2 separate regions of the Homo sapiens genome follow, and region 2 is linked to region 1. A link is a contact called in ENCODE Hi-C or POLR2A ChIA-PET data. All regions are on one chromosome and are shown on one strand. The core of a region is the stretch at or near the end of the contact, and the rest is flanking DNA. Distances in the headings are between cores, read along the strand shown.

Region 1 (3,817 bases), core at 637-3,136:
CCCTTGAGGCTTATGCTAGTGGGCAGCCAGTTCCCCAACCTGGGGATTCTCTCAAGGCTTACAGAGCTTACTGTATCAGTCATTTCAACCATCCACGCCAAATAGGGAAGAATAACTCTTGTCTTTCTAACTCACGAGACTATTATGAGGAGAAAAATATTAGAGGCTTGGCTGGGCACGGTGGCTCACGCCTGTAATCCCAGCACTTTGGGAGGCCGAGGCAGTCTGATCACCTGAGGTCAAGAGTTTCAGACCAGCCTAGCTGACATGGTAAAACCCCATCTCTGCTAAAAATACAAAAATTAGCTGGGTGTGATGGCCGGCGCCTGTAATCCCAGCTACTTGGGAGGCTGAAGCAAGAGAATCGCTTGAACCCAGGAGGCGGAGGTTGCAGTGAGCCGAGATTGTGCCACTGCGCTCCAGCCTGGGTGACAGAGCGAGAAACTGTCTCGGAAAAAAAAAACAAAAAACAAAAAACAACCTGGGTGTGGTGGTGCACACCTGTAGTCCCAGCTTCTTGGGAGACTAAGGCAGGAGGATTACAGGAGCTCAGGAGGTCAAGGCTGCAGTAAGCTCTGATTGTGCCGCTGCATGCACTCCAGCCTGGGCCACAGAATGAGACCCTGTCTCTAAAAAATAATAAAAATTAAAGGGGCTTTGCAAACGCGGAAGGTGTCTGGATGATTATCCCCTGCATGTGCAGTGCCTTGTTTACAATTAATTTGCTTTTTCCGTGTTTATTCAACAAATATTTATTGAGCCCTCACTCTCTGCCAAGCCCTGTGCTAGATGCTGGATAAGCAAGGTAAGTCTCTGCCCTCAAGGAACTTACACTCCAATGTGACTCAAGGGGAAAAGAATTTGAAAGTTGCTACTTACCCAGTCCCCTCACTGCACAGAAACTGAAGCCAGAGGTGTCCACACCTTTCTCCTTCCCATGCTCTGATAGCTCCTCACTGCTAAGCTCCCCATTGCCCGTGACCCCATGTGGCAGGTTTCCCGCCTGGGGTGCACTCCCAAAATGGTTTATGTAAATAATATTGAAAATTGGACCTTCTCTGCCAATAATGGGGCCGTTGCTTTTTGAAAAACTTCCCGTTGATAGTGTCTCCTATGACTACCCCTGTGTGGCTGTGTGGTTTACAGATCCAGTTGCCTCTGCTCTTGCATTGTGAGAGTCAGCAGAGGCCCAAGAAACCCCGATACTAGTTTGCTGCTGTTGGTGGGTTTTTTGAGACAAGGTCTCTGTCGCTCAAGCTGGAGTGCAGTGGCGCGATAACTCACTGCAGCCTCGAACTCCCGGACTCAAGCGATCCTCCTGCCTCAGCCGCCCCAGTAGCTGGGAGTACAGGTGCACGCCACCACGCCGGTTGATTTTTTTAAAAATTTTGTAGAGATAGGGTCTCGCTATGTTGCTCAGGCTGGTCTTGAACTCCTGGCCTCCAGCGATCTTCCCGCCGCGGCCTCCCAAGTTGTTGGGCTTCGGACGTGAGCTACGCGCCGGGCTCCCGGTTCTAGTTAAGATTTTGTTGCAGGCGATGAATAGTCACGTGGCCTCCAAGGTCCTAGATTTCTGAGGGGCGTCAGCTTGGCACCCTAATGTACTGTGATCTCTGGTCAGCTACCCACCCTCTTTTTGCTGTTTTCATCCTGGGGGCTAACCGCCAAGACATGGCCTCCAGTTTCCCTAGGGAAGCCTCCACAGAGGAAGGCACCGGCTGAGGCACCTGGGAAGACCAACCTGGGGAAGGTCTCCCTGCGCGCAGTCTGCGGGCTGGAGGGACCGGCCGAGCCTGCGCACTAGCGCCCCGCCGGCGCTGCTGAACTGAGAGGAAGGGGCGGGGCGTCGCCAGGTCGTGCCAGCATCCGCCGGACGCCGGAAGTGGTTCTCCGCCCCTGCCACTGGGCCATGGAGACTGTGGCACAGTAGACTGTAGTGTGAGGCTCGCGGGGGCAGTGGCCATGGAGGCCGTGCTGAACGAGCTGGTGTCTGTGGAGGACCTGCTGGTGAGGCCTGGCCCGGACAGAGGGAAAGGGAAGGTCGGAGGGCGGGTCCTGAGGAGAGTCAGGTAGGGGCCGAACCCTCCTCCCGGCATCGGCTTGGCCGAGGGAAGCCGAACTACGGCTCCCGGCAGCCTCCACAGCGCCTGGCTCCTGCCCGGAGGGCCTGCTATGCCGCAGAGGCTCCTGGGAGTTGTAGTGTCCTGAGCCCCCCACACCTCAGACTACGGGCCTGGAGCCCGACCGTGGTTAGACTGACGGGATCTGGGATCATGCAGGAGCTGTGAGCTCAGGGCGCTCCTCCAGCGGTGGAGGAATACAGTGACCATCATAAGGTGTCACCTATTACTGCGTCCGGCACGGTGCTAAGGCATCGCATGCCAGATCTCAGTCTTTGTAGCTCTAGGAGGTAGGCACTACTTCTATTCCTGGACAATAAAAGGTCCAGGCCCGGCAGGGTGGGGCAGGATGGGGCCAGCAGCCTCAAATGAGGACCGCGTGGGCTGTTGAGCAGTTCTGACAGCGTGTTTACTGTTCGGCCGCCGGGGTCAGCTGCTCCGGGAGCGGTGCCTGGAGCTGCCACCAGGTGGCATCTCCGCTCGGTACCGCCGCGGGGAGGGGAGACCGGGGGCCTCTGTCCCAAGAGCTGGCCCGCAGGCCCGGAGGAGCCGAAAGCCTGGGTCCCGGGCATGGAGATAGCAGAAGCTGGGGTGCCAGATACCGAGACCTGCGAGGGAAAGGGGCAGAGCCAGGGAGATGGCATGTCCAGATAGAGAATGGTTGACGCCCTACATTTCTAAATGATTCCTTTCCTCCCCTGTGGCAGAAGTTTGAAAAGAAATTTCAGTCTGAGAAGGCAGCAGGCTCGGTGTCCAAGAGCACGCAGTTTGAGTACGCCTGGTGCCTGGTGCGGAGCAAGTACAATGATGACATCCGTAAAGGCATCGTGCTGCTCGAGGGTGAGGCGCTGTACTCTCCCTTTCCCGCTGCCATCTGGGCTGCTCTGCGATGTGGGCCCCGTAGTCCAGGCACCTCTGAGTTGTCTCCGGTAGATTTACTGCACCAAGGGCTATACTTAGCTTGACGTCTCCCAGTGAACTTTTGGCTACTTACCGCCCACCATTGTTTTGCCAGACAGAGTGTAGCATGTCAGTTCCCCCAGGACTGTCTTGATCTGGGAAAGTGACTTGAGGTCACCCAACTAATCAGTTAATGGCTGAATTGGGACTAGAAGCTCCTGTTTTGTGAGACCTAGGCCCATGCCCTTCCCCCCAACACCACCACCGTGTTGCTTAGCAGCTATTGAGAATCTTTTGTGGCATGGAAGAGGTACAGAGGACTGTCCTACAAAATTGTGAGCAGATAGTGCTTTTTGTTTTTTGTTTTTGTTTGAGACGGAGTCTTGCTCTGTCCCCCAGGCTGGAGTACAGTGGCGCTGTCTCAGCTCACTGCAACCACCACCTCCCGGTTCAAGCAATTCTCCTGCATCAACATCCTGAGTAGCTGGGATTACAGGTGCCCACTACCACGCCCAGCTAATTTTTGTATTTTTTGTAGAGATAGGGTTTCACCATGTTGGTCAGGCTGGTCTCTAACTCCTGACCTCAGGTGATCTGCCCACCTCGGCCTCCCACAGTGTTGGGATTACAGGTGTGAGCCACCTCGTCCAGCCAGATAGTGCTTTTTGGATGGGAACCCTATTTCCTATTGGTTTTAGGTGGGTCATCATTTGTCAGAGGCCACAATACTTAACCACTTAGTTTCTCTGTAGCTCCTTGTGTTCAAATAATCATTTATAAGCACACAGTCAGTGTAC
Region 2 (3,817 bases), core at 634-3,133, 150 kb before region 1:
TTACCATGTAAAGTAGCATATTCACAGGTTGCAGGGATTAGGACTTACCTATCTTTGAGGGCCACTCTCCTGCGTCCCACCCGTGGCAAGCCCAGACCACACAGCTGATAGGTGACCAAGCTATCAGTGGTGAGGCCATGCGGTGGAGGGAGGCACATTTCAGACAACTAGGAATTGGATCACAAATGACTGTCACCCTTTCTGGGTTCCCAGCCATCACCAAAAAGCCTGGTTTTTGGCCAGGTGCAATGGCTCATCCCTGTAGTCCCAGCACTTTGGGAGGCTGAGGCGGGTGGATCACTCGAGGTCAGGAGTTTGACACTAGCCTGGCCAATGTGGTGAAACCCCATCTCTACTAAAAATACAAAAATTAGCCAGGTATGGTGGTGGGCACCAGTAATCCTAGCTACTCAGGAGGCTGAGGCAGGAGAATTGCTTGAACCCGGGAGGCGGAGGTTGCAGTGAGCTGAGATGGCACCACTACAGTCCAGCCTAGATGACAGAGTGAGACTCCATCTTAAAAAAAAAAAAAAAAAAAAAAGCCTGGTTGTTGGATACTTGTTCCCTAGCTGGTACGGAAGGCACCTGCTCATAACAACAGATGGAAAAAGGAACCGGTGCCTATAGCTGGGGGGCAGGAGGTAGATGCACACTGCCCCAACAGGCCAGACTCATGGCCCTCATGTACCTTCACTCCTGCTGTTTTCCTGCAACCTGGAGTAACCCTCCTGCCTGTGCACCCGCCACCCTCACGGCCCAGCCCCGTCACACCTCTGCAGTGAAATCTCTAGCAACTTCTCCCTCCTCTGCCAGAATGACCTCTTTCCTTAGCCATTTGCATCCACTGATGTCTCAGGCCCATACACTTCCCTGCCTCGAAGAACACACACTGCCCTGCTGGACTCTGAGAATGCACTTCCAGGCCAGGTGCTGTGGCTCATGCCTGTAATCCCAGCACTTTAGGAAGCTGAGGCGGGAGGATCACTTGAGACCAGGAATTCAAGATCAGCCTGAGCAACATAGCAAGACCACATCTCTACAGAAAAAAAAGAAAAGAAAAGAAAAGAAAAGAAAAGAAAAGAAAGGCTTGGCATGGTGGCTCATGCCTATAACCCCAGCACTTTGGAAGACCGAGGTGGGCAGATCATTTGAGGTCAGGAGTTTGAGACCAGCCTGACTGACATGGTGATACCCCGTCTCTACTAAAAATAGAAAAATTAGCCGGGCGTGGTGGCACACGCCTGTAGTCCCAGCTACTCGGGAGGCAGGAGAATCTCTTTGAACCTGGGAGGTGGAGGTTGCAGTGAGCTGAGATCGTGCCACTGCACTCCAGCCTGGGCAGAAGAGTGAGACTCCGTCTCAAAAATAAATAATAATAAAAATAGGGTCCAAATGCAGAGATCAATGTCTCCTTCCAGAGAACCATAGAGAAGACCTAGAAGGACTAAATGAGAAACATGAAGACTCTAGTTTGCTTCTGAAATTTCCTGGCTCCAGCTGTCATCCAATAGGACCTTCTCTAGGTCCTAGGATACGGGCCCAGGAGTATATCACAGCCCTTGCCCAAGATGAATTCACAGATCAGATACAATCAGGCCCCAGGAACACTTTTTAAAAAAAATAAAAAAAATAGAATCCCGGCCAGGCCCGGATGCTTCCAGCAAAAAGGGGGTGACCCACACCCCCCTATATGCTCCCACGCACAGTCATGTGTGAATAAACTGAGACCAGAGAAACTCCTGCCTTGCCCCCAGAACCGGACACCCCAGAGAGGCAAACAGGCCATGTTTTTCTTTGCCATCTGCTCAGCTTCAAGGGCTGGGGCCCTCCCCATCCCCCTTTCCTTCCGCTGCTCTGTTCCCCTGAGGCTCCTGTTACCACAGCCAGGCAGCGGCTGACCTCAGAACAGAAGGCTTTGGTTAGCAGGTCAGGCCAGAGGCAAAGGGCACAGGCCAAAGAGTAGACCTAGAGAGGGAAAGGATCTCTAAAGCCACAGTGGGAGGAGAGAGGAGCAAAGAATTCTGAGGTCCCCGGGAGGCCCACAGGCAAGGCCCCCTCCCCACACAGCCTGGACCGGTTGCACAGCCCACTGAGCTTCCCAGCCTCGGAATCCCTGAGACCTCACCAGATATTTCCAAGAAATTTTTAGAAATATCTCCCTTCTCCATCCACTTCCATGCCCTAAAGCTGGTGGCTTCTTTAAAAGTGGCTCCAGGCCAGGCATGGTGGCTCACATCTGTAATCTGAATGCTTTGAGAGCCTGAGGCTGGAGGATTACTTGAGGCCAAGAGTTTGAGACCAGCCTGGACAATATAGCAAGATCCCATTTCTCAAAAAATTTAAAAAGTAGCCAGGCATGGTAGTGCATGCCTGTAGTCCCAGCTACTCAGGAGGCAGAGGTGGGTGGATGGCTTGAGCCCAGGAGTTTGAGGCTGCAGTGAGCTATGATTGCACTACTGCCCTCCAGCCTGAACAACAGAGCAAGACCCTGTCTCACCAAAACAAAACTAAAGCCAGGCTCAGTGCCTCACATCTGTAATCCTAGCACATTGAGAGGCCGAGGCGGGCAGATCGCTTGAGGTCAGGAGTTCAAGACCAGCCTGGCCAACACGGTGAAACCCCATTACAGGTGGCACACACCTGTAATTCCAGCTACTCGGGAGGCTGAGGCAGGAGAATCGCTTGAACCCAGAAGGCAGGTTGCAGCGAGCTGAGATTGTGCCACTGCACCCTAGCCTGGATGACAGAATGAGACTTTGTCTCAAAAAAAAAAAAAAAAAAAAAAAAAAACCCTTAACATGAGACCTAAAAGGTCTAAAACTCTTAAAAGCTTCATGACACTAGATTGGCAATGATTTCTTGGCTATGACACCCAAAAAAAGCCCAGCCAACAGGAGAAAAAAAGAGATATCAATAAATTAAGTTACATCAAAAGTAAAAATTTCTGTGCATCGAAAGATCCAATCAACAGAGTGAAAAGGCAACTCACAGAATACAAGAAGAGGTGGGGAAATCTCCTGGGCTCTGGAGTTCAAGACCACCTGGGCAACACGGTGAAACCCCATCTCTACTAAAATACAAAAAATTGCCAGACGCGGTGGCTCACGCCTGTAATCCCAGCACTTTGGGAGGCCGAGATGGGCGGATCACCTGAGGTTGGGAGTTCGAGACCAGCCTGCCCAACATGGAGAAACCTCGTCTCTACTAAAAGTACATAATTAGCTGGGCATGGTGGCGCATGCCTGTAATCAGCTACTCGAGAGGCTGAGGCACGAGAATTTCTTGAACCCGGGTAGCAGAGGTTGCCGTGAGCCAAGATCGCGCCATTGCACTCCAGCCTGGGCAACAAGAGAAAAACTCCATCTCAAAAAATAAAATAAAATACAAAAAAAATAGCTGGACATGGTGGTGCATGCCTGTAGTCCCAGCTGCTCAGGAGGCTGAGGCAGGAGAATCGCTTGAGCCCCAGAGGCAGAGGTTGCAGTGAGCCAAGACTGAGCCGCTGCACTCTAGCATGGGCTTCAGAGTGAGACTCCATCTCAAAAAAAAAAAAAAAAAAAATGTGCAAATCATACATCTGATAAAGGGTTAATATCCAGATACATAAGGAACTCCTACAACTCAACAACAATATAGAAACAACCCAATTCAAAACAGGGCTAACAGCTTAATAATAGAAATTTCTCCAAGGAAGATATACAAATGGCCAGCAAGCACCTAAAAAGATGTTCAACATCACTAATCATTAGGAAAAGACAAATCAAAACCACAATGAGATACCACTTCATACCCATTCGGTCAAAACCCGCTCTTTCCC

Evidence for each region. Hi-C counts contacts between places; a loop is a spot of excess contacts on that map. ChIA-PET counts read pairs that join two places held with the same protein, here RNA polymerase II (POLR2A). Pooled maps may share reads with other maps.
Region 2: a loop to region 1 is called in a pooled map, with 2.8 times the contacts of the local background. The contact joins the enhancer-like site here to the promoter of FIS1 in region 1. A Hi-C loop is called at or near these places in 3 of 50 pooled maps. POLR2A ChIA-PET finds 5 or more read pairs at or near these places in 5 of 52 experiments (GM12878, T-cell, activated CD4-positive, alpha-beta memory T cell and 1 more).

The regions. Positions count from the first base shown.
Region 1 is chr7:101,243,150-101,246,966 of GRCh38, reverse strand. FIS1 (fission, mitochondrial 1) reads left to right here and starts at 1,886. Exons shown (of 5, transcript NM_016068.3): 1 at 1,886-2,007; 2 at 2,828-2,960. The coding sequence starts at 1,963. RefSeq lists enhancers at 1,863-2,102, 2,193-2,242.
Region 2 is chr7:101,389,122-101,392,938 of GRCh38, reverse strand. The region is part of intron 1 of COL26A1 (collagen type XXVI alpha 1 chain); the gene reads right to left. Among named protein-coding and RNA genes, the nearest start is that of COL26A1, 28 kb to the right of the region's middle. RefSeq lists enhancers at 1,614-1,733, 1,697-1,991. Within about 2 kb of position 1,883, at least 4 of the 41 ENCODE cell types and tissues checked have a DNase peak (open chromatin) inside an H3K27ac peak, as active enhancers do; they include GM12878, where a contact is called at or near this core.